4 separate regions of the Mus musculus genome follow, and all the other regions are linked to region 3. The links are chromatin loops, found by intact Hi-C in ENCODE. Cell type or tissue: left cerebral cortex. All regions are shown on one strand. Each heading gives the region's core, and the rest is flanking DNA. Links, peaks and the distances in the headings are about the cores only. Region 1 overlaps Cntnap5a (contactin associated protein-like 5A). Region 2 overlaps Cntnap5a (contactin associated protein-like 5A). Region 3 holds the start of Cntnap5a (contactin associated protein-like 5A). Region 4 overlaps Cntnap5a (contactin associated protein-like 5A).

Evidence for each region. Peaks named below come from ENCODE experiments on the same cell type or tissue, not always from the same donor. Only the 100,000 strongest peaks of a DNase experiment are listed, where the experiment ranks them.
Region 1: a loop joins it to region 3, with 8 times the contacts of the local background. A loop is called at or near these places in 3 of 42 quality-filtered maps.
Region 2: it touches region 3 in a loop (2.6-fold over the local background); 3 of 42 quality-filtered maps call a loop at or near these places.
Region 4: it touches region 3 in a loop (2.2-fold over the local background); 3 of 42 quality-filtered maps call a loop at or near these places.

What each region holds. Positions count from the first base shown.
Region 1 is chr1:116,475,543-116,480,956 of GRCm38, forward strand. All of the region lies in intron 19 of Cntnap5a (contactin associated protein-like 5A), which reads left to right. Among named protein-coding and RNA genes, the nearest start is that of Cntnap5a, 790 kb to the left of the region's middle. In left cerebral cortex, for the core only: a CTCF peak has its summit at 2,365 (motif pointing left); DNase peaks (open chromatin) are centred at 658, 1,179 and 2,356.
Region 2 is chr1:116,303,845-116,309,258 of GRCm38, forward strand. All of the region lies in intron 13 of Cntnap5a (contactin associated protein-like 5A), which reads left to right. Among named protein-coding and RNA genes, the nearest start is that of Cntnap5a, 620 kb to the left of the region's middle. In left cerebral cortex, for the core only: no CTCF peak of the experiment used is centred there; a DNase peak (open chromatin) is centred at 2,892.
Region 3 is chr1:115,683,772-115,689,185 of GRCm38, forward strand. Cntnap5a (contactin associated protein-like 5A) reads left to right here and starts at 966. Exons shown (of 24, transcript NM_001371013.1): 1 at 966-1,447. The coding sequence starts at 1,366. LOC108167704 (a long non-coding RNA gene) reads right to left here and starts at 1,175. Exons shown (of 5, transcript XR_001779333.2): 1 at 804-1,175. In left cerebral cortex, for the core only: CTCF peaks have their summits at 1,732 and 2,896 (motif pointing right); DNase peaks (open chromatin) are centred at 964, 1,419, 1,828, 1,876 and 3 more places; H3K4me3 peaks cover 4,770 bases; H3K27ac peaks cover 1,095 bases.
Region 4 is chr1:116,310,961-116,316,374 of GRCm38, forward strand. All of the region lies in intron 13 of Cntnap5a (contactin associated protein-like 5A), which reads left to right. Among named protein-coding and RNA genes, the nearest start is that of Cntnap5a, 630 kb to the left of the region's middle. In left cerebral cortex, for the core only: a CTCF peak has its summit at 2,489 (motif pointing left); a DNase peak (open chromatin) is centred at 2,440.

The DNA of each region.
Region 1 (5,414 bases), core at 111-5,110, 790 kb after region 3:
AATGACCCAGAACTGAGAATGTCCTCTGAATTTTGTACATCTACTGTGATCTGTATGTGCCTCTGCACACACACACACATACACACACACACACAAAAAAAATACTTTAAAATGAGACAATTTAAAGTCCATGAAATTTACTACATTATAGGAAAAGAGAAGAAGGAAATATCATGCCTTCTTAAGGTAATACATCAGTTTTGGGTATGTGTTTCCATCCCCACTTCAGGGATGAGCTCTGAAAAGATACAGGACATCAAATTGGGCATTCAAGTAGATCATTGAAATGAAAGCAGAGCAATAAAACTCGCAGAAACAGCTGGGATCCTGACTCCCAGCTCTCCTAGCTGTGGAGCTAAGTAAGCCTGGATGTCCTGTCACAGAGGCCACTGATATTTGTCAAGCTTCTCAATAAATTGGCAATAAGAGTCTAAGTCCTTTGTAAGGTGGGAGATACATTAGCATACTGCCAAAGGTGCCAAAAACCACAGTGTTCATTTCATAGCTGAAATATTTTTGATAAAGTCATAATCCTCCCATAATCTCTCCCCAGCTTTAAATAACAGCCCTTCTCTGTGCTCAAAGTTTAATTTTGTTGGCTGCCCTTGTCTTATAGTTATATTTAGTGGCGTCTGAAATATCATTTCATGCTGAAAACTAAAGCTTTTGTCCTGGCAGAGTGGAACAAACCCAATAAATCAAGGACAGAGTGAAAAGGAACAGAAAGAGGCTATTGGAAACTTATTTCCCCTGAGTGGGCCAGCTTTCTCCTCATGCCTGCAGGTGTACTGTCTCTGACATATTTTCCTGCTAAGTGACCATGTTGTAAGGTTTTGACTTACAACTAGAGTGCATCCTGGCTGGGAATGCTCCAAGTGCTTTAGATGCATATATGAAAAATACATCCCTGAAATAGCATCCCTAAATATTTGAAGCCCCACCCTAATGCCCTTTTTTTTTCTCCATCAGTAAAGTGCCCACCCTCATTTTCTTCCACTGCTTTTCTATTTTTTTTTTTTTTGATATGAGTAATAAACAAAGGGCACACAAGGGTAAGGAGACTCCAGAAAGTTAAGATTATATAACCAGAATCTGTGATTTGCATGGTCTATGTTTGGCAAAGTTGTCACTCTGGAGATGCATTATTTAAAAAGGATGTTAAACCATCTGTCAAGTATCTGTTATGATATCACACAGTTGATAACTTGATGGTGTTACATTACATTTTTTTCTGTGAAGATGCAAACACATTTTCACTCCAGATGGGCACCAACAAACCAAAGTGCAATTACACAAAAGTCTATCTTGATAGACAAATGACTTTTTAAGGCTCGTGTACAGAGGAGAAGTATGAATGACCCCTAAACAGTTGCATCATCACAAAGTCCCCCCACCAAGTTGTTGTATCACCACGAAGTCAATCCACCTTAAATGGAAAGAAATTACAAAGAAATTACACCATGAAGCCTTGCTTTTAATTCAACCTCCTATTTGTATATACTCTAGTATCTCCTCCTAACAGCACTCATCAGATGGGTGAAGGCAAATGAACAAGATGTGAAATCATAGGTGAGGCTTTTGTAACTCTTTAGTCCTCCATCTTCTAAGAAGTGTTACTATATCTATTAACATTATTATGGACTTAGTTGCCATTGGATTGTACTGCTGTCGTGGCAATGGATTCTAAGACGTGTGGTTCTTAGATGGCATCTTGTTACGACCAGAGTAAAAAGTGCCACACAGCAAGTGCTCAGTTTTGATTGGAAACTTGATGAAAACATGTCTTTGGGCATGTATGTGAGAAACTTTCTAGACTAGATTAATGATTTTGGCAGTTTTATTCAAAATGCCGGTGCATCACTCATGTGCTTTCTATGCAAAGAAGAATGAATGCAAGCTGAGCACAAGCATCCACCTCTCTCCTTTTTCTGGCTGAGGACAGAGACATGAGCCTCTTTGGTGCATTGAGTCCCCTCTTAGAGCAGATGCCCTATTAGCCTGTAAATCAAAATAAATCCTTCTTTGAATTTTGAGTCAGATATTTCGTCTCCTCAATGAAGAAGATAACTAATGTTGCATCTAAGCAGAATTTACTTGGGTTTCTGGATTTTACATGAGTGAAATACAGGCATCACCTGGTTTGTGGACTCAAAGAATCCTCTGCTGAGAATGTTCTGTCCAACCACCCTTAGGTGCTGGCAGAGGTCTTGTTCCTTGGTCTTACAACCAGTTTCCATTGTCGGCAGAAAGATTGTGAGTGCCAGAAGTGAGATGATTCCAAGGAAACAATGTCTCTGAGACACACCAAGACTGATGCACATATCCACATTTTCTTAGGTCATAGAAAGCAGAGAGCGCCCCCTAGTGCCCAGTTGGAATCAGCACCATAACTAGCATTCATGGTACTGGAAGGTATTGTGCATGTTGCTGAAGGATAATGGTATCCTCAATACCTTTCCCACAGAGACTGAGCCAACAAATACAATGCCTGTGCAGGTTCAAAGCACACAAAACCTTAGCACTGAGAGAGGAAAGAGACATCAATTCTCTGTCTTAACTAAGAAGCTATTTACAATTGAAGCATTCTGGGAAAGAGAAAATTAATTTTTTTCAATGTAGTGTCACTGGGTATATCAAACACATTCAGGCAGATTCCATGTTCAGTATAGTTTAGCAAAACAAAACTGACTCCATGTTGTGCTGTGTGTGAGTGAATGTGTGTGGATGTGTGTGATATGTGCTTTTCAATTTATTTAGTTTAGGGGTGGGGTTGTCTTTTTGGTTTTCTTTTTTCAGTTTGTCTTCTTTTATTTTTGTTTATATCTTTATGAGAGGAAGAGAGAGAATGAATGAATTAATTAGTAAAAATACAGAGGTTGGAAGGATCTAGAAAAGGTTGAGAGACAGACAGGAAAGAATATAATACTGATTTACAGAGTAGTTGTACAGGCTTGCAATCCCACCAACAACGGAGGAGTGTTCCTCTTTCTCCACATCCTCGCCAGCATCTGCTGTCACCTGAAATTTTGATCTTAGCCATTCTGACTGGTGTGAGGTGGAATCTCAGGATTGTTTTGATTTTCATTTCCTTGATGATTAAGGATGCTGAACATTTTTTCAAGTGCTTCTCAGCCATTCGGTATTCCTCAGGTGAGAATTCTTTGTTTAGCTCTGAGCCCCATTTTTTAATGGGGTTATTAGATTTTCTGGAGTCCACCTTCTTAAGTTCTTTATATATATTGATATTAGTCCCTTATCTGATTTAGGGTAGGTAAAGATCCTTTCCCAATCTGTTGGTGGCCTTTTTGTCTTATTGACTGTGTCTTTTACCTTACAGAAGCTTTGCAATTTTATGAGGTCCGGTTTGTCAATTATCAATCTTACAGCATAAGCCATTGCTGTTCTAATCAGGAATTTTTCCCCTGTTCCCATATCTTCGAGGCTTTTCCCCACTTTATCCTCTATAAGTTTCACTATCTCTGGTTTTATGTGGAGTTCCTTGATCCACTTAGATTTGACCTTAGTATAAGGAGATAGGAATGGATCAATTTGCATTCTTCTACATGATAACTTCCAGTTGTGCCAGCACCACTTGTTGAAAATGCTGTCTTTATTCCACTGGATGGTTTTAGCTCCCTTGTCAAAAATCAAGTGACCATAGGTGTGTGGGTTCATTTTCCACCTCACACCAGTCAGAATGGCTAAGATCAAAAATTCAGGTGACAGCAGATGCTGGCGAGGATGTAGAGAAAGATGAACACTCCTCCATTGTTGGTGGGATCTCAAGCTGGTACAAACACTCTGGAAATCAGTCTGGTGGTTCCTCAGAAAATTGAACATAGTATTACCTCAGATCCCAGCTATACCACTCCTGGGTATATACCCAAAAGATTCTCCAATATATAACAAGTACACATGCTCCACTGTGTTCATAGCAGCCTTGTTTTTAATAACCGGAAGCTGGAAAGAACCCAGATGTCCTTCAACAGAGGAATAGATAAAGAAATTGTGGTACGTTTACACAATAGAGTACTACTCAGCTATTAAAAACAATGACTTGATAAAATTCTTGGGCAAATGGCTGGAACTAGAAAATATCATCCTGTGTGAGGTAACCCAATCACAAAAGAACACACATGGTATGCACTAACTGATAAGTGGATATTAGACCCAAAGCTAGTAATAACCAAGATACAATTCACAGACCACATGAATCTCAAGACGAAGAAAGACTAAGTGTGGATACTTTGATCCTTCTTAGAAGAGGGAACAAAATACTCATGGGAGGAATGTGGAGACAAAGTGTGGAGCAGAGACTGAAGGAAAGGCCATCTAGAGATTGCCCCACCTGGGGATGCATCCCATATACAGTTGCCAAACCTGGATTCTACTGCGGATGCTGGGAAGTGCTTGCTGATGGAAGCCTGATATGGCTGTCTACTGAGAGGTTCATCCGGGGTCTCACAAATACAGAGGCAGATGCTGTCAGCCAACCATTGGACTGAGCATGGGGTCCCCAATGGAGGAATTAGAGAACAGACTGAAGGAGCTGAAGGGGTTTGCAACCCCATAGGAAGAACCACAATATCAACCAACCAGATCCCCCAGAGATCCCAGGGACTAAACCACCAACCCAAGAGTAAGCATGGAGGGACCCATGGCTCCAATAGCATATATAGCAGAGGATGGCCTTGGCGGACCACAATGGGAGGATAGGCCCTTGGTCTTGTGAAGACTCTATGCCTGTGTAGGGGAAGGGTGGGAAGATTGGAGTGGGTACATGGGTGGAGGGACACCCTCATAGAAGCAAGCTGAGGAGGAATCAGATGGGGGTTTCTGGGGAAAAACGGGGATATGGATTAATATCTAAAATGTAAATAAAGAAAATATCTAATTAAAATCGTATTTCCATTTAGGTGGTTGTGTTCTCTATGTGTTGTAGGCTCAAAGACACCCTCAACTTTATTCTACATTACTCTTTGTTTTATTAAATTAGATGTTCTTACCTAGTCCAATTAAGCAATTAAAACATGTGTCCAATATTTGCAACAATTTAACTTGAGTAATCTTCCAATGTTAATAGGAAATATCAGTAAAAGTGTCACATTTTCCAAGATCCAATTTGTTGTAAATTTTAAATCTTGCTAACTCAGTCTCTGCTATTTTAAGGCAAAGGGTTAGTTAACCTAGAATGTTAGCAACAATAAGGGACTGAGCAGGAATTTGGGGCTTCTGAACAGTTCTGTCTCCTGGCCTAGATGCATCCATCTGTGATAGTGTGTGGGCTGTCTTACTAAGGACACATGTTCTTTGTCTAATAAACATTATTGCTATAATGTATATTACTATTACTATAGACAAAATTACTATACATTGCATCTCAGTGAAAATCTAAACAGCCCAAAAGAAAGCAA
Region 2 (5,414 bases), core at 192-5,191, 620 kb after region 3:
GGCTTTAGAACGTTCCCTATGCCTTGCAAGTAAAACCTTGACTCTTTCTATAAGGTCTGCAACGGAGACACTGTTGGCCCATTCTCCCTCCACCCCACCCTGCATTGCCTCATTTCTGTCTCTCTCTTACAAAGATGAGTTTATTCATTCCACCAATGCAGTAAGTTCAGTCTTCTTACAAGTTCTATTTTTATTTCTGGACTTGGATATCTTTGGTTCTATAGCCCTTACCTTGAATTTTATATATAACTGTAAAGTCTGTTCTATTACCTTTCACAGCTTTATCCTAAGTTTATAGTCTGTGTAGACCATTACAGACTTGTTCTTCCCATTTATTTATTGATGTTCTTTCTTCCCTGATTAATATAAGATCCAGAGGACACTTCTGTTATCTCAGTTATTTTTACCCCCAAATGCCTAGAATCATACTTGATTCTGAGAGACTTTATGAGTAGTTGTTGAATAAGTAAGATATTCCTTCTTCATTGATAAGTATCAGTTATCTAATGTGTGTGATGTAGAACAGAGCAGTGACCGAGCAAATGTATTTGGCCAAGCATGCTGCCAGAATGCTCACAGGCAGACAGCCACTTAACAATATAAAAACTGCTGGCCTATGAGTCTTTGTCAAGGACTCTCTGTGATCTTTAGCAAGTAACTTACATTTTATGAGTCTCAAGTTTCTCCTTTTTAGCAATAGAGAATATATTTCATGTTCCCCAAGTGTCTTTTTTTTTTCTAACATGGCTCTCATGCCTCTATACTAACCAAACAATCTGAGTGAAAAGTCATGAGAGAGTTTATTACTTTCTTGTGACAGTAAAGAACTAATATGTTGGGGAAATAGAGCGTAAAACCCTTGTTTTTTGAGGCACTGCAGCCAATGACACTTGGTATGTACTCCTGTAGTAATTAATGTGTTTGCTTCTTTCAAGCCCCTGCCTAAGTCCCAAAGACAATTTCCATATAGAAATAATGGAAGATCAAGAAGATTTTGTGTCTACTGCTGTCACAGGTCAATATTACTTAGGAAAATAGAGAAAAAAGTGCAGCTTAGTGATAGAACACTTGACTGCCTTGTATGTGGCCATGGGCTCAATCCCAAGCACTATAAAATATTTAATAATTATTACTACTATAAATGCAAGGGGAATATTTCTTATGGTGTTAGTTATATTGTCTCTGCATATGAACACTCTGTAGCTGAAAACAATGACCAGAAGTAATTAAATGAAAGAAGGCTCATGGGTTGAGAAAATAAAGCAGGAAGAATAGCAGTGGAAATGGAGCATAAGGCTCCTTGCTAACATATTCAGAGACCTAAAAGCAGAGGGAGGAGAATGCCAGAAGTCTTTTATTAGATTCTTTGTATCTTTCAATTAGTCCAAGGCTAATTGATTCATGTGATTTTGTCAACCACATGTAGCATGGATCTTTACCTGTCAGTTAATTCTCCCTATAAATTCTCTCATAGGCACACACAGAAGTGAGCCTCACTAATGTCCTTGGTATTTCCTAACCCAGTCAAACTGGCAATCATAGCTAACCATTGGAACTTTAGATGGAGTGTAAGGGAGAGAATATGGGAAGGTAATGCTAACAGTAAGGGCAATTTGAGTGATAGTATAGAAATTTACTACATTAAATAAAATATACACATTTTTGAATGAAACCTAAATGAAATCACTAAATAACAAGGAAGACAGCACACCAACTTGATACCTCTTATCACCAAGTAAAACTCTAATGACAAAAATAGGTTGCATTTAATTGAGTTGTTGGTCAAAGGGGCCCTATGGAAACCCATAAACAACTCTGGCTATTACCATGGCTATTGATTGCTCCACATAAACTGAGAATAAGGGCCTTTTGTTGAGGACAACACCTATATATGTTGATGAACATGGAAAAGTTGAGCTTAAATTCTTTACCTGTACTGATTAATTTTCATGATAGTTAAAGGTACTGTGCATACTACCAAAGGAGAAAGGTAAACACCAACCAAGCTACAAACCCTGTAATCTACCATAGTGATATGCCTACATGATACACTGTTGCAACAGCATCATAAATGTTATAGAAGCAACCAGCTACTATTTATTAGATTTAAGGTTTACTCCATGAGATGGAACCCATCCCAGACATTGACTTGTTGATCAATAATCTGGGATTAAATAAGCCACAGGGCCAGAAGATAACCAAATACTATTCTAAGGCTAGCTTAGAGTTCAAAGGTATAGCTGATTATCTTCATCATGGGCACCTTGGAAGTATTCAGGCAGACACAGTGCTAGAGGAACGAAGAGTTCAAAATCAGTATTCACAGGCAGCCATAAGAGAGAGGTACACCAAGCTTCTGAAAATCAGAACCTACCCGCATTGACACAGTTTCTTGAACTAGGCCATATCACCTAGAGTATCACTGTCTATTGGCCTATGGGAGCCATTTTTATTAAACCACCACATTCCATTCTCCATTTGCCCATTGGCTTCGAGCCATATCATAATGCAAAATACATTTAGTCCAAATTCAAAATCCCAGAGACTATCAGAAGTATCAGTGTTGTTTAAAGTTCAAATTTCACTTTTGAAACCCATGCAATATCTTACCTGTTATCCCCTATAAAATCAAAATGAAAAGCAGATCATATATGTTCAATATATTTGACAAAGGATATAGATTCTCATTCCAAAGGGAGGAAAGAGTGTAAAATGAAGAAATATGGGATCAAAGTAAGACTGAAAACCAGTTGGGCAAACTCTGAATTCTGCATCTCTATGCATATTATCAAAGCACTTTTCATATCTTCAACTCCGTTCAGTTTTGTTGAATGCAACACATTTCTTTCACTTGGACTGGTTCCACACTGAGTCTACAGCTTTTCTTGGCAGGCATCCCACAGCTCTGACATTTCCAACATCGTGGGATTTCCAAAGCAATCCAGGGTTCAACTTCACAGATTCACATAATGGCCTCTGTGAGCCTTCATGCTGGGATTCTCCTGTCACATCCCTGGCTTCATCTTCTTTCCTTAGTTACGGAGAGAAATAACTTAATCTCCATTACTCCTTTCTTACATCCTTAACTCTAAAACCAGAGCCAAGTAAGAAAACCTGCTAAACTGTTGCTTTCTGGGCTTAAAACATATGCCCCCTCATTCAATTACATTTTCACCAGCTTTTTGCTTTCTACTACCTAAGCATGGCTGTCCAGGATCTTGCTCAGTAATCCAGGCTGGCCTTGAACTCTGGAAACTTCCTGTCTCTGCCTTCTGAGCACTGGGATTAAAGGAGTGCATCACCACATGGTACTCTTAAGATTTTCTTTAAATCTTTTTCACAAGATGTATGCTTCCCTTGGTGGGGTATTGACAAGAGATCCCTTATTCCATTCAGCGTGAAGATTTTCTTTAATCTGTAAATTTCCTTAAACACAGGACTCAGCTCCTTTAAACGTCCTGTTGTCCCTTTCTCTTCAAACTGTATATTTTTATATATTGTCCCTTGTTCAGCTTGTTCTTTTCATTTAAGAGCTACAGAATTGTGGCCACTGATAACCAACAGCACACTTAAGACTAGTCTGTCTGAAAATTGCCTCTGCCAAAGCTATTAATCCATACCTCTTAATTAAGCCTCATGCAGACTTTTTTGGACAAGGGCAGGCAGCAGCCGCATTTGCCAAACTGTCATAAGAATGGTCTCTAGGCCATTCTTGAGCTGAAGTCAGAGTTAAACTCAGCCTCAGCAGTATTGTTTTCTCTTTTCCTACTGGTAGGGGTTTCCAACACTGGGTAGGGGAAGCAACTCAATAAGCTGACTCCTAACTCTGTAGGTATTCAAACCACCCTTAAGGGCAGGCTCCACTCCTAGCAGCAGATACCAACACAAAAAATTGTACTTAATTGTATATTGGAGACTTTTTAAAACTTTACTGTACTTATGGTTGTATATTATAGCTTTCAATTTTGTGTTTTATGTGTGCATGTGCGTGTACGTGTGTGTGTGTGTGTGCATGCACACATGTGCTCACACACGCATTTCTTATGCTCTGTTTTGTTCTGCTTTGTTTAGATTATTCATTTCGTTTCATTCTTACTTGTTTATCCACTTTTTTTCTGTCTGTTTTCTTAGAAGAGAGAAAAAGAAGACTTAGAGATGGAAGGATAAAGAGCAAGGAAAGATCTAGGTGTACATAAGGGAGGGGAAATTATTGGAATATAGTATATGAAAATAAAATTTATTTTTAAAACAGTCCCCTAAGATAATAAAAGCAATACAAAAACAAGTTTACCCCTTATCTATTTGCTGTACAATGATCACCTCATATCATATCTTCTACCCCTGCTCTGTAACGTCTGATGTTCATCTCAGTGAAAATTGATTGGTCAATCTCTAAGACTTGTCAACATATTTATAATTATTTTTTTTCTTCAAAAACCCACGTCTTTTTATTTACATTCTTAGAAAGGCAAAAGGAATTTTCAAAATTATTTTTATTTGTTCATAGAGATATGACAGCATATCTAAACCTGCCTTCATATATGTATGATGATATATAGCTTACAAAAATAATAGACAAGTGCTGAGCAGATGGCTTTGTGGATAAAGTTCTTGCTGTGCCAGAGTGAAGATTTAGCATTGGCTCCTTAGCACTCAGAGGAGACTGGACTCAGCAGTGTGTATCTAGTGTTCCTTTAGCAAGACAGAATGTGGAGTTGAGAGAATTTCCAGTGATGCATGGGCAAACTCCGAGGTTAACAACTAAGAGGTCTTATTCATAGCAAAATCAAGGACTGACACCCATTGTTCTTGGACCACAAAAGTGGCTAGGGCATGCTTGTGTTTACTCACATGGGCATAAACATGCATGCATGGAGGCACATGCCACATTCACACACACACACACACACACACACACACACACACACAGAGAGAGAGACATACAGAAACAGAGAGACAAAGACAGAGAGACAGAGAAACAGAGAAAAACACTGCATTTTTTATTTGATTCTTACAAGCATCCCACTTAATACCAGATGGATTGTGTTACCTGTTTGTCTTGTCCATATTTTTGCATATCTGTGAATTTGCACAAAATTACAGTATGGATCTCTGAGGACACATTTTCCCTCATGCTCAGAAACCTGTCCTAACAAAATGCTCAGTCACAAAAACCTAGGTCAATGAGGGCCTCCTCACTGTATGCCATACTGTACAGTGTCCGTACAGAATAAAGTCCTCAAGCTTCCTACTGTGAGTATGTTCCATCAGCTAGCTGAGCCTCCACCCCCAGTGGCCTGCCTGCTATTGTCTACATCATTTCCAGGGTCTATATGTGATTTTTTTTTCGTGTTTTTCAAAGATCTTTCAAGATTGTGTGTAAAGTATAGCAAAGAAGCAATGTGAATCTGAGT
Region 3 (5,414 bases), core at 118-5,117:
CACAAAATAAGTTGATCTATAGAAAAGCAAGTGAGTTCCAGATGTATGCTAGAAGCTACAGAATCAAGATCTCTAATGGAAAGCCCCGAGGAAGCAATCACAACCTCTTTTCTGTTTTAGATCTAAAGCTTTTAAGAGCCAACCATGGGCTCACACCCACTTGTCTCTACTCATCCTCCAGCTCCTACATTTTAAAATTTGTTTTCAAACATTTCTCTCTTATTCCAAGGTACCACCTTATCTCATTTGGAATCCACAGCACCAATCACCTTGCAGTACTTATGGAATAACTGTGCCAACAGCAATCAAGGAGAGAAATAGATGTAGAAGGTCGGAAAATCTGGGAGCTCTCATATTCCTAAATGGCTCAACCAGGAATCCCAATTAGAAAATCCTGCAGGTCAATCATCCAACCCTGCAAGGGAAATTGAACACACAATTCATGCTTTCTTTGACTCTCCCTTATGAAGTAAAGAAAGAGGCATTAGGCATCAGGTTAGGTCATTACCAAGTTTTCTATGAGAAAAATCCTAGGAGGAACTATGGCTTTTGTCTTTCAACACCTTTAGGCATTCTTTGAAAACCTGATTTAAATGCCTGTAATTGGGTAGGAGGTGAAAGAGAAGGGGTATTTAGGGATGCTGGGATGCTCGGAATGCAAGGATAGAAAAGACGGGGAGAGAGAGGGAGAGAGGGAGAGAGGGAGAGAGAGGGAGAGAGAGAGAGAGAGAGAGAGAGAGAGAGAGAGAGAGAGAGAGAGAGAGAGAGAGAGAGAGAGAGAGAGAGTCTTTTCCTTTGCTTACCAGCAAGTAGGTAAAGCATGCCACAGCAGAGCCTCTGCTAGGGACATCCTAGCGACCAAGGATCCGCCCAGGCCACTTTTATGGACCAGTGTGTGGCTGGCTCAGCCGGGGGCGGTGCTGCGCACAAGGCGCCTATAAGGAGCTGTCCGCTTCCCTGGTGCTGAATCCAGCTCTCATTTCCGAACGAGGTGCTTTCGGCTATTGGTAAAGCAGGTCTCAAAGAGCTGCCCTGGAGCTTGAACCTTACAAAAGAGAATCCGGAAGACGACGAGGCACGCGAGGAAGGCAAGCACAGAAAGGGACAGTTGCAGGAACTATAAACCTCGATCGCAGCTCACAGCTCGCATCTCAGAGGAAGCCCTGCTGCAGTTTTTTTTTTTTGGTAGAGCTTCTGAGGATCAGGATGGAGTGAAGGAGAAGAGGGGCTCAAGGGGGTGGGAGGGGGTCAGGCTGTGCAGAGGAGAGGGAACAGTGCAATAAAGAAAAAGGAAAAGAAAGAAAAGCCAAGGCTCGTGCCTGCGAATTTGGGATTCTATTGGAAGAGATCGCTCACTCGGGGGAAATGGATTCTGTACCAAGACTGAACAGCGTTTTGACTTTGGTGCTCTCAGGCTTGTGGCATTTAGGATTAACAGCGACAAACTGTGAGTACTTGGAGCTGGGGGCGGGAAGGTGAGGTGGGATAGGGTGCTCCTGAGAATAACTATCCACTGTCTGACTCTATATGCTCTGGGTAAAAGAAAAGAGCAGGGTGAAAACCCTAACTAGTGTGGTTCGACTATTGCAAGCACCCCAAAAGTTAGCAGAGCTCTAATGAGCTTGCTCTGCTAGATTGTCTGCCCTATTTTTTAAATCATAAACTTCCCTTAACTTCCTGCTGTATTCATGGTTCTTAATCTCAGCCAGGAATTCACGGGCCAGGAACAAGCCTCTAGGGGCAGAGACACTCAGGAGCCTGAGCAAGGTGATAACAGCGGACTGCAGCTCCCACCGATTTGCAATGTGCCCTTCGGAACACTTCTACCCTAACTTCCATCCTTAGCACCAAGCTCTCTACTGCTGTAGGCATTTTCTAACCAATGAGTACTCATATAAAGGGTTTGGGAGTTTGGGTCTAAGAATTGTAGCCCAAATGTAATTGCCCCAGGAAATCAATGGCTGCTCAATCACAGGAGGGAGTGCTTTAAAAAATGCACACCCCACCCTCAAAATCCTTGTGCCCAGGAAGGAATGAGTATGTATTATGTTATCCACATTTCCACCTTAGCAAGCATAGAACACTGAATTTAATAGGCAGGAATGTTTGACTCCCAGAAATCTGCCACCTGCACTATTTATTTAAAGAATCAAGTTTGTCAAACTTGAATAATTCACTAAAGCTGTGAGAGGTTCAAGCTCAATTGCTCAGCTGCTTCTCTAAGCAGAGGAAGAGAAGTTTTTCCTTCCCTGGGAACTCCTAAATGAGAAAGTATGCAATTAAGCCATCTGTGTTGTTTGCAAGGATGGCTTACTACCGTCCCTCAAGTTTCTGGGTTTTTTCTCTCATCTTCTATTCCTAAAATGAACCTCAGATTAGATCAACTAATATTATACAGATAAGATCAACTTTATTTTACTTTTGTAAGTTGTGGTATCAGTATCAATTTAAAAAATAAAAGGTGAACTGACTTACTACAGAAGACCCCTCTGCCCTATTCCTAAATCCTTACATTATCTTGTCCCAGAACTTGTGTTCTAGAGGAAACACAAGTGGATAGATATTCAAAGTACAGTCAGTGTTTCTGTGATCCAAAGATTAGAAATATCGCAATCCATAGTTGTAATATTTTCTTAAAGTTTATGTTATAAAGGAAGGCCAAAGTGACTATCCTCTACATCAGGTTGAGATAAGCTAGTAAATTATTTTAGAGGATATATTGAGGCAAGTTTAAGTCAGGTAAATTGATTTTTCTCAACTGGCTTTTCCCCCTTCTCTTTGGTTCCCGTTATCTCTTTTCCCCTTCTCCTTGAAAGTCTTCCCATGGTTCACAGAAGACAGACCAAGAGCTTTAGTTAGGAAATGACCTTTGTTACTGAGGTAGTTTCTCTACCTTCTGGAACACTAGAGGTCAGTATTTTCCAATTGATTCAAAGGTGTGGCTCTGAACTATGCTTTCTCCTTAGCACGTTCCATTATCTGAAAAGAATGAATACTCTGAGGATCCAAAAGTTGGGAATTAGAGAGACTGATTAAATGAGTAGACTGTACAGCACAAGTGCATAACTTGAGGTTCTTGAAAATTCCTTCTTGGAGCCATATATTCTGTAAACTAATTTAACTGTGGTCAATATATTTTGATAATGTACATAATACTAAATGACATGTGTTTAAGACTTCAGCCTATCACAACCACAGCAGTTACAAAGCCAGCTCTGGGCATTTAAAAAGTGATGATAATGAACTTGAGAATTCCTAGGTGACTCTTGCATACCCCACTTCTAAGCAACATGGCCATTTAGGGAGTGCTGCTAGATAAGTATTCTAAAGACAGTTTTCTTAAGAAATAGCACTGAGTGTTTATTGTACTATAAAAAATGTATATATTCAGTAAGCAGTAGGCTTACAGCAGGCACTGATTCTGAAATCAATGCATATTAATGTTCTTCAGAGCCTATAAGTAGTTGATCCTCAAGCAATCATGGGTATCTTTCAGTTTCTCTAGGCTGCTGTGTACAATTTTTATTCATCAAGTGTAGTATTGGATTTGCTATGGATGTACAGTTGGCTTCCATTCATATACATACTTTGATGAGTTACAAATTTCCTTTCCAAAAGTTTCCTTTTAATTTGGCTTGTGAGAATTGTTGTTTAAGATTATTTCCCAAACATTTTAAGGAGTTTCTCATGTCATTAGTAATGTCAGCCTTGAAGAAATAGTGTGTGTCCAGGTTCTTCCATTATGGACAGATAGTTAAAGGTGCTAATTTATAGGTGTGGGGTTTCTTATAAAATAACTTTTTATTCTCTGTCCTCTTTTGTAATGACTTTCTGTTACTGTTATTGTTGTGTAGTGTGCAACTACTTGTATACAGGTTTGGCTCTCTCATACTCTGTCTCATATATGGGCATTTATCTCCACAGGGAAAAAATGAATGTTTACCCAATTACAAATTTTATAAGTTTCTAATTAAGCACAATGAAAACAGAGTCAGGCTAAAAGGATTCCAGCCATAATACAGATATTACAAATCTATGGTGAGGATGCAATTATCTACCAGTAATAAGAACCTCTGTAAATATCCCCATTTAAGATTTTCAGGATATTAAACAGATACAATGTTTTCATGTTTCCTTTGTGTATAGTTTTAGAGGACTGGTTAATTATATATAAATATATCATTATCAAAATTAAAGGTATTATATATTCGTCTCCTTTGACACAAAACAATGGTATGACTTGGGAGTTTGATTAAATGAGTCCAGATGTCAGCATCTAAGATTTTTTAGTCCCAGTAAAGTCTCAGACCAGAGGTCAAATACATATTTAATTATTGTCTTTTCTAGCCTGCCAGTAAAATGCAGTGAGCAATTGAGATATGTGTCTACTCTAAAATGAACAGCAGCTAAATATCTTATTAAGAGTATTCATCTAAGATTAAGCAAGTTAATTTTTTTGCAAGTTAAATTTTTATCATGACAAAAGTAATGTGTCCAAAAAACAGGCAGATTGCATATGACACATACAGAAATATTGTTAATTTAATTTTTAAAAGAAAGATATTACATGAGCCATTTTAAATTTTAATATAGTTTTAATTTTTCTGAAATAACTTAGAACATTAATTAAGTACCTCTTTGAAGTTTATTACTACTCATTATTAGAATCCCAGAGACATGTTAATGTGATGAGAATATAAAACTCCATGTTTTAGATTTTTCTTCCATAATGAATTTCACAAGATCCTTGAGAAGTTGATCATGATAGTAAAGAGATATCAGACCTTGATTTATCTGAACCAAATGGAAGAAAAATATGAGCAATGAATGTGCTGTTCTTGTTGAGCAGGAGAATGTCTGTGCAGTGTTTTCTATGGCATCTACAGCTAGCTACCAGAAGTGAGAGACCCCCTGTATTGGTCATTTGGCAGACTCTGAAAACTTTCTCCATTATCAAACTAGCTCATTTTGACCTTTAATGATTGACATGAAATCATTTTCCATTTCCTTCACCTAAGCCCCATATCACTTTGCAACTATGAAATATAAATGAAAAACTAGAGCAGGGATTTCACTGCAAAGGAAAAGATGTGGGAGAAGATTATATCTACTGGAACAGCTTTGCTCTCATCTGCATTCTAATTCTAAGGAATAGCCATCTTTCCAGCTAAAACCTTTCTTTTTCTCTGCCCATCTGTCCAACTGACCTCAGTTTCCTTTGAGTGAATCACTTTACTTTCTTGTATCAATTTACTATATAACTATAGGATTTGCAACATCTCTAAATTTTGTAGTTTTCAACTGTCTTTCAGTTGATAACCCAGACTGTGACAAAATATGAGCTATGGGTGATAATTACAACAGATAAGAAGACGGGGAGTGGGTGTAGTTAGCTAATAAGGCAGAAGAAAATG
Region 4 (5,414 bases), core at 212-5,211, 630 kb after region 3:
TATCCATCCCTATTTGACTGATATCGGTGTCTGGGTGATGTGTATGGGGATTCCCAGATCCTAACAGTGTTAAGTTGATAGAAAACTAGCCCACAACACAAGTTTGGGTTATTAAGGATAACTTAGACCTTAGAATGTGTTAAGTCACTGATGGATACATTTTATTACAAGAAGGTAGTATCTGAGAAGAAATGAAAGGAAATATCTCTAAAATGACTGGAGAGTTTGGAGACGTTCTCTGGTATTATGAAGTAATTTAAGGATCTTTGTAGCTGGAGAATACTAATCTGAAGAAATGGAAATAACTGATTTGGGCTGGAGATGTTTCTAATACTCTTCAATGGGGTCAGCTGAGAACATTCTGGTGTTGATTAATGAACAATTGAGTTTCCATTCTTGCTGATACTTGCTCTGTGATGCCTATAAGAACTCCTCTATCCTCCCTTCTGTCCTCTGGATGGCAGATTTCTTATCACAACTGGATAGTCACGTCTCAAGTGTCTGAGAGATACCATGTCTCTCAGAGCTGGCAGATGAGATCTTTGGCTACTGGGCTTCAGTTGTTTCATGTTAAGTATCTGGGTCACCATTATGCCCTGTTATGATTTCAGTGGAGGTAAGCATAAGGGCCACCTCTGGTCATATATCCGTACTCTGGGCTATGGTACATGCATTCTTTCATGCATGGGCAATGCTAAATTCATTTCAATCCTCAGGCATGCTTGAATACACAGTTTACCTAGACGTTAAGAGTTATGATTCTAATTAAGAGGATGGAGCAGTTCTACTCCATTAACATTAAAAGTGCATAGAAAGCACTCCCTGAGGCTCCATTCTTTAAGCAGCAGCCATTTCTATGTCGTCTCTTTCTTCATTTTTTTTTTCTTCTAGCACCATTTAATGCAAATCTAATACTGAAAATGGCACCAATGCTCATGAGGGATCAACAGTGGTCATTGTTTCTGCTTATCTCTCTCATCCCACCAGAAAGAGATTGGGAAGCACTGTATCCTTAAGACAGTTTGCTTAGCTGCTCAAAGTAATTCTTGGGTAGAGACCTAAAGGATGAGAAATTATCAACAAATGTATGCTGCAGGGGAAATGTGATAGGGTTGCTTATCAAATGATACAATATGAGCTTTTCCTTCATACTAAACTTGAGAGGCCATTACTATAAAGAGACACTTTTATAAAGGTTAAATGGATATGACAGATTGTTTTCCTGCTTCAGTTTATGCACAACCATTAGAACTCTATGCCCATTAGCTAAATTATGTCTTGCATTTAGTCTGACCACTCTGGATAACAGTGGTACTCCCCAAGCCTCAGCCTAGGAGTTCCAGCACGAGAAGGAATTCACTTTGCAGTTCTTCCTGGGGACACCCACTAAGAGAGGGGCAAACCCTTAGCAGCTGAGGTATTAAGCAACAAATTGAGGAGTTTAGGGGCAATGGTTTAATAAGACATATTCCAGAGGTATTGAGGGCCACAGAGAAAACTGATTGTACTGATTTATTAGAAGAAGGTAAGAAAGAGGTCTGAGTGCCCTTCATTATCCTCCCTGAGGAAGCTGAGGAGATTTACACTATTCATGCTCTGGGTTTTTCTTTTAAAATATAATAAAATTGTTCTCAAGATTCCATTCCTATTTGTTTAAAATGAAACTAAATACTCCAGTATCAGAAAGACAGTGTGGGGTTGAGGAAGAAAGGAGCCAGAGAGGTGGCTCAGCAAATATTAATATATAGTGTTTTTGAAGAGAATCCAGATTTAGTTCCAAGCACCCATATCTGGAGGTTCACAAGCTGCCTATACTATTAGCTCTATAAGAATCACAACCGTACATATGCATGAATGCACGGAAGCACATGCAAATGAACAGGATGGCTTAAAATGAAATAATTATTAAACAGAGAAATCATGAAAAAAAGAAGGGAAGGGGGAAATAAGGAAGAAGGAAGGAAGGAAGGAGGGACAGAGATGAAAAGAAGGAAAGAAGAAAAGAAGGAAGGAAGGAAGGAAGGAAGGAAGGAAGGGATAGAAAAAAGGGATTAGGAGATCATGTATTGATATCAACCCTTTGAAATAGTTTGTCGTTGCCCAAGGTGTGAGCTATATGCTTTGTTTGGTGACTTCCAGGTTTTTAGGCTCATATTTCTCTCTGATCTCTCATTGCCTTTATATTTGATTATTTCTTTTCTCATTCCATAAAAAATGTGTGGATATACTAGGTATTAGTTCATGGCTAATACCTTCACCTAGTAATTGTTTTCCTTGTCACTGCACTCAGAACACAACAGGGTCAACTTAAGAAAGGCATTTACTTTGGCTTACAGAGTGAAGGGTCAGTCCACCAATCTGGGAAGGACTGGCAACAGGAGTTAAGACAGCTCCAAGTAGGAATTAGAGAAACATAAATGCAGGTGCTTAGCTCACTTTCCCCTTTCTGTTGAGTTCAGGGGCCCTAGCCCATGGAATGCTGCCACCCACTGGTAGGCCAGCTCTTTTTATTTCAATTAATCTAATTTAGCAATTCCCTCACAGTCCTGCCCAGACATTTGTCTCCTTGTTGACTCTAAATCCCATTAAATTGACATCAAGATTAGTTATGGCATAAGGCCTTTATGTCTGGGGAATGTCTTTCAATTACCATTACAATTATCAATTAAAATTATAGTGCTAGAATTTCTTAAATTTACATATCCACTTACGTTCCCTTTTCTTAGTGAAATTCTTCTATCCACAACCCTCCCGGCCTTATAGTTTTCAAAAGCCATGCCATTTTCCTGAAGTGCCTTACAGGTTGAAATAAACCATTAAGGCTGGGGAGATGGCACAGAGAGTGGTGCAGCATTGTTTTCTAACTCTGTAAGTAGCAGCTTCACCTTTCCAGATACCTAGGCTTAAACCTTACAGTTGTCCTTGATCTTCTCTTTCTCATATCTGCACGTCAATCATCACAATCCTATGGGATGGCCTCAGATTAAGCATAAATTTCCCTTTTCTCACTATGACTTTAAACACCTCCCAGACCTAAGAAGCCTCTTTCTTTCTTATGAAACATAATAATTAAGTATATTCTGTGTGTGTGTGTGTGTGTGTGTGTGTGTGTGTGTGGTGTGTCTGTCTGTCTGTGTATGTGTGTGTGTATGAGAGGGAGAGAGAGAGAGAGAGAGAGAGAGAGAGATTAGGTAAGGTACACTTGTCTTTATGAATGCTGTTAATAACACAGGGAAAGATTAAGACCGCTCCCACAGCTCTGAGCCAAATTTGAAAACAAGCTTAATAAAATACTGGCCAGTATGGTGGAGTCTGGCCATGTCCATTCCTGGGTTCCCAAAAAATAGAGACAAGTCACATTTTCCAAAGGGTTGTAAAGACAAATTCATAAGGCTATGTATTTCCTAGCAGGGGCAAACATATATCCTGACATACTTCCTGCCTGCATACCACCCATGTAACATGTGATCAAGCACAGCTGGTGCAGTTGTCTCAAATCAACTTGTTTAGGGGAGTGAATACATGTAGCTTGTCATGTAGACAATAGCCTTCTGGATTTCATGAAGTATCTGTCCATTGGCAACTGAGCTTACAAATTAGAGGCATTTTTGTTTTATGGATCTCTTAAGCCCAGTGATTAAAACTTAAAATATAATTTTAGCTTTCACAAAAGTAGAAGGAAAGGTGAATGTTATGTGTTCTCAGTGAATTTCTGCCTTGATTTTTTTGAGATTAACTCTAACTGAATCAGAAACTATTCAGTCAAACTAGATGTTTAGTGAGACCTGGGATTCTTCTTTCTGTTATTACAGGGTTGCAGTACCACACCTGGATGCGAATTGGGAGTGGATGAGGTTCTCAAACAGCAAGAAATTTACCCACTGTGCCATCTCCCCAGCCTTAATGGTTTATTCTCAACCTGTAAGGCAGTGTTTTTTTTCTTCCCAACTTTAGACTCCTGAGGCTCCTTGTAGTGATGGAAGACGAGTAGCTCCTGAGGTCTTCTGTATGTACCCTGTCTCCCTAGGTTCTCACTAACACCTATCTTTACATTTTTTGAAAGTAGCAATGGATTTGATGTGATTTTTCAAACATTTTCTCTTTAATATCTAATGAGATATTTTCATGTGCTTGTCAGCCATCTGTACATGTTTTTTTTTAGAGAATTGTCTCTTCAAATTGTATGCTTTCTCTAAACTCATTTGCCATTTTATTGGGATGCAACACACGTAGGCGGGCACATACACACACACACACAAAACTTACACTAGCTACTAGATACATCAGATACATAGTGACTGCCAATATTCTTTTCCATTATATAGGCTTCTTTTCACTTAACTAATATTAACCTTGATATAAAATGTTGTCTTCTGTCTGTCCAAACTGTAAAGCAAAACCTGAATGAGTATGTGCCATTTGGTCTTGGTCTAGCTGAGAAAGCCTGAAGTGATACAGCTCTTAGAAGTGAATCAGGGGAATGCCAGGGCCAAAAATGGGAATGGGTGGGTAGGGAAGTGGAGGGGGGAGGGTGTGTGGGACTTTTGGGATAGCATTGGAAATGTAATTGAGGAAAATATGTAATAATAATAATAATAAAAAGAAGTGAATCAGGTGTTTGTATGACCTACGCAGGACAGGTAGCCAAGGTCCATTGTGACAGAGGCAGGGTCAGCAGCAGCATGAGTATGGCCTGCCAGACTGATCCAGGGTCCAGAGATGAATGCTTCAGAAGAGAGAACTCTTCACAAAGTATTACTGCTCAGTATAACAGGGATCTCAAATGATCCTATGTGAAACAACTTACACCTTTATTCCATGTGGACAGGGAATATATAAACATTGAGGACTGGGGTGAGATTTAGGATGTAGGTGTTTTCTATAGGCTCAGTTTGAGATGTTAATGATGCTCTATTTGCATGGGGGAAAGACTCCAGGTGTTTTCCCTACATGGCTGACTGTCATATTCCTCTCATTGGGGTGCATTGGTTACCTGTTCCAGAGCAGGAAGAAGTAGGCATGGAATGTCTCCACTTCTGCCTTTCTCAATTCTGAATTTCTCAGGGCCTGATCTTACTCAACCTTACCAGTTTTTCTGTCTGGTGGCATGATCCATTTGTGCAAAATAAAGTATGTAACTTGATGAATCCCATTTTTATATTTATATATTTTGTCATTTAAAGTTTTGATGTCAAATGAAGTCAACTTTAGAGCATTTGGACGTTTTGTTTCCATATATGTAAATCTGTGCAGTAGTTTTCCCTTTTCCCTCCCCTATTTTGAAGTTCTGTATAAATATTATCTTCTTAGCAAGCTTTCACAGTTAATCTACTTAAAAATGATAAATATTTCTTGACACATCACTTCTTATTCCACCTTCCCAGTTTGTCCTTCAGCTCTGACTTCCATACAGT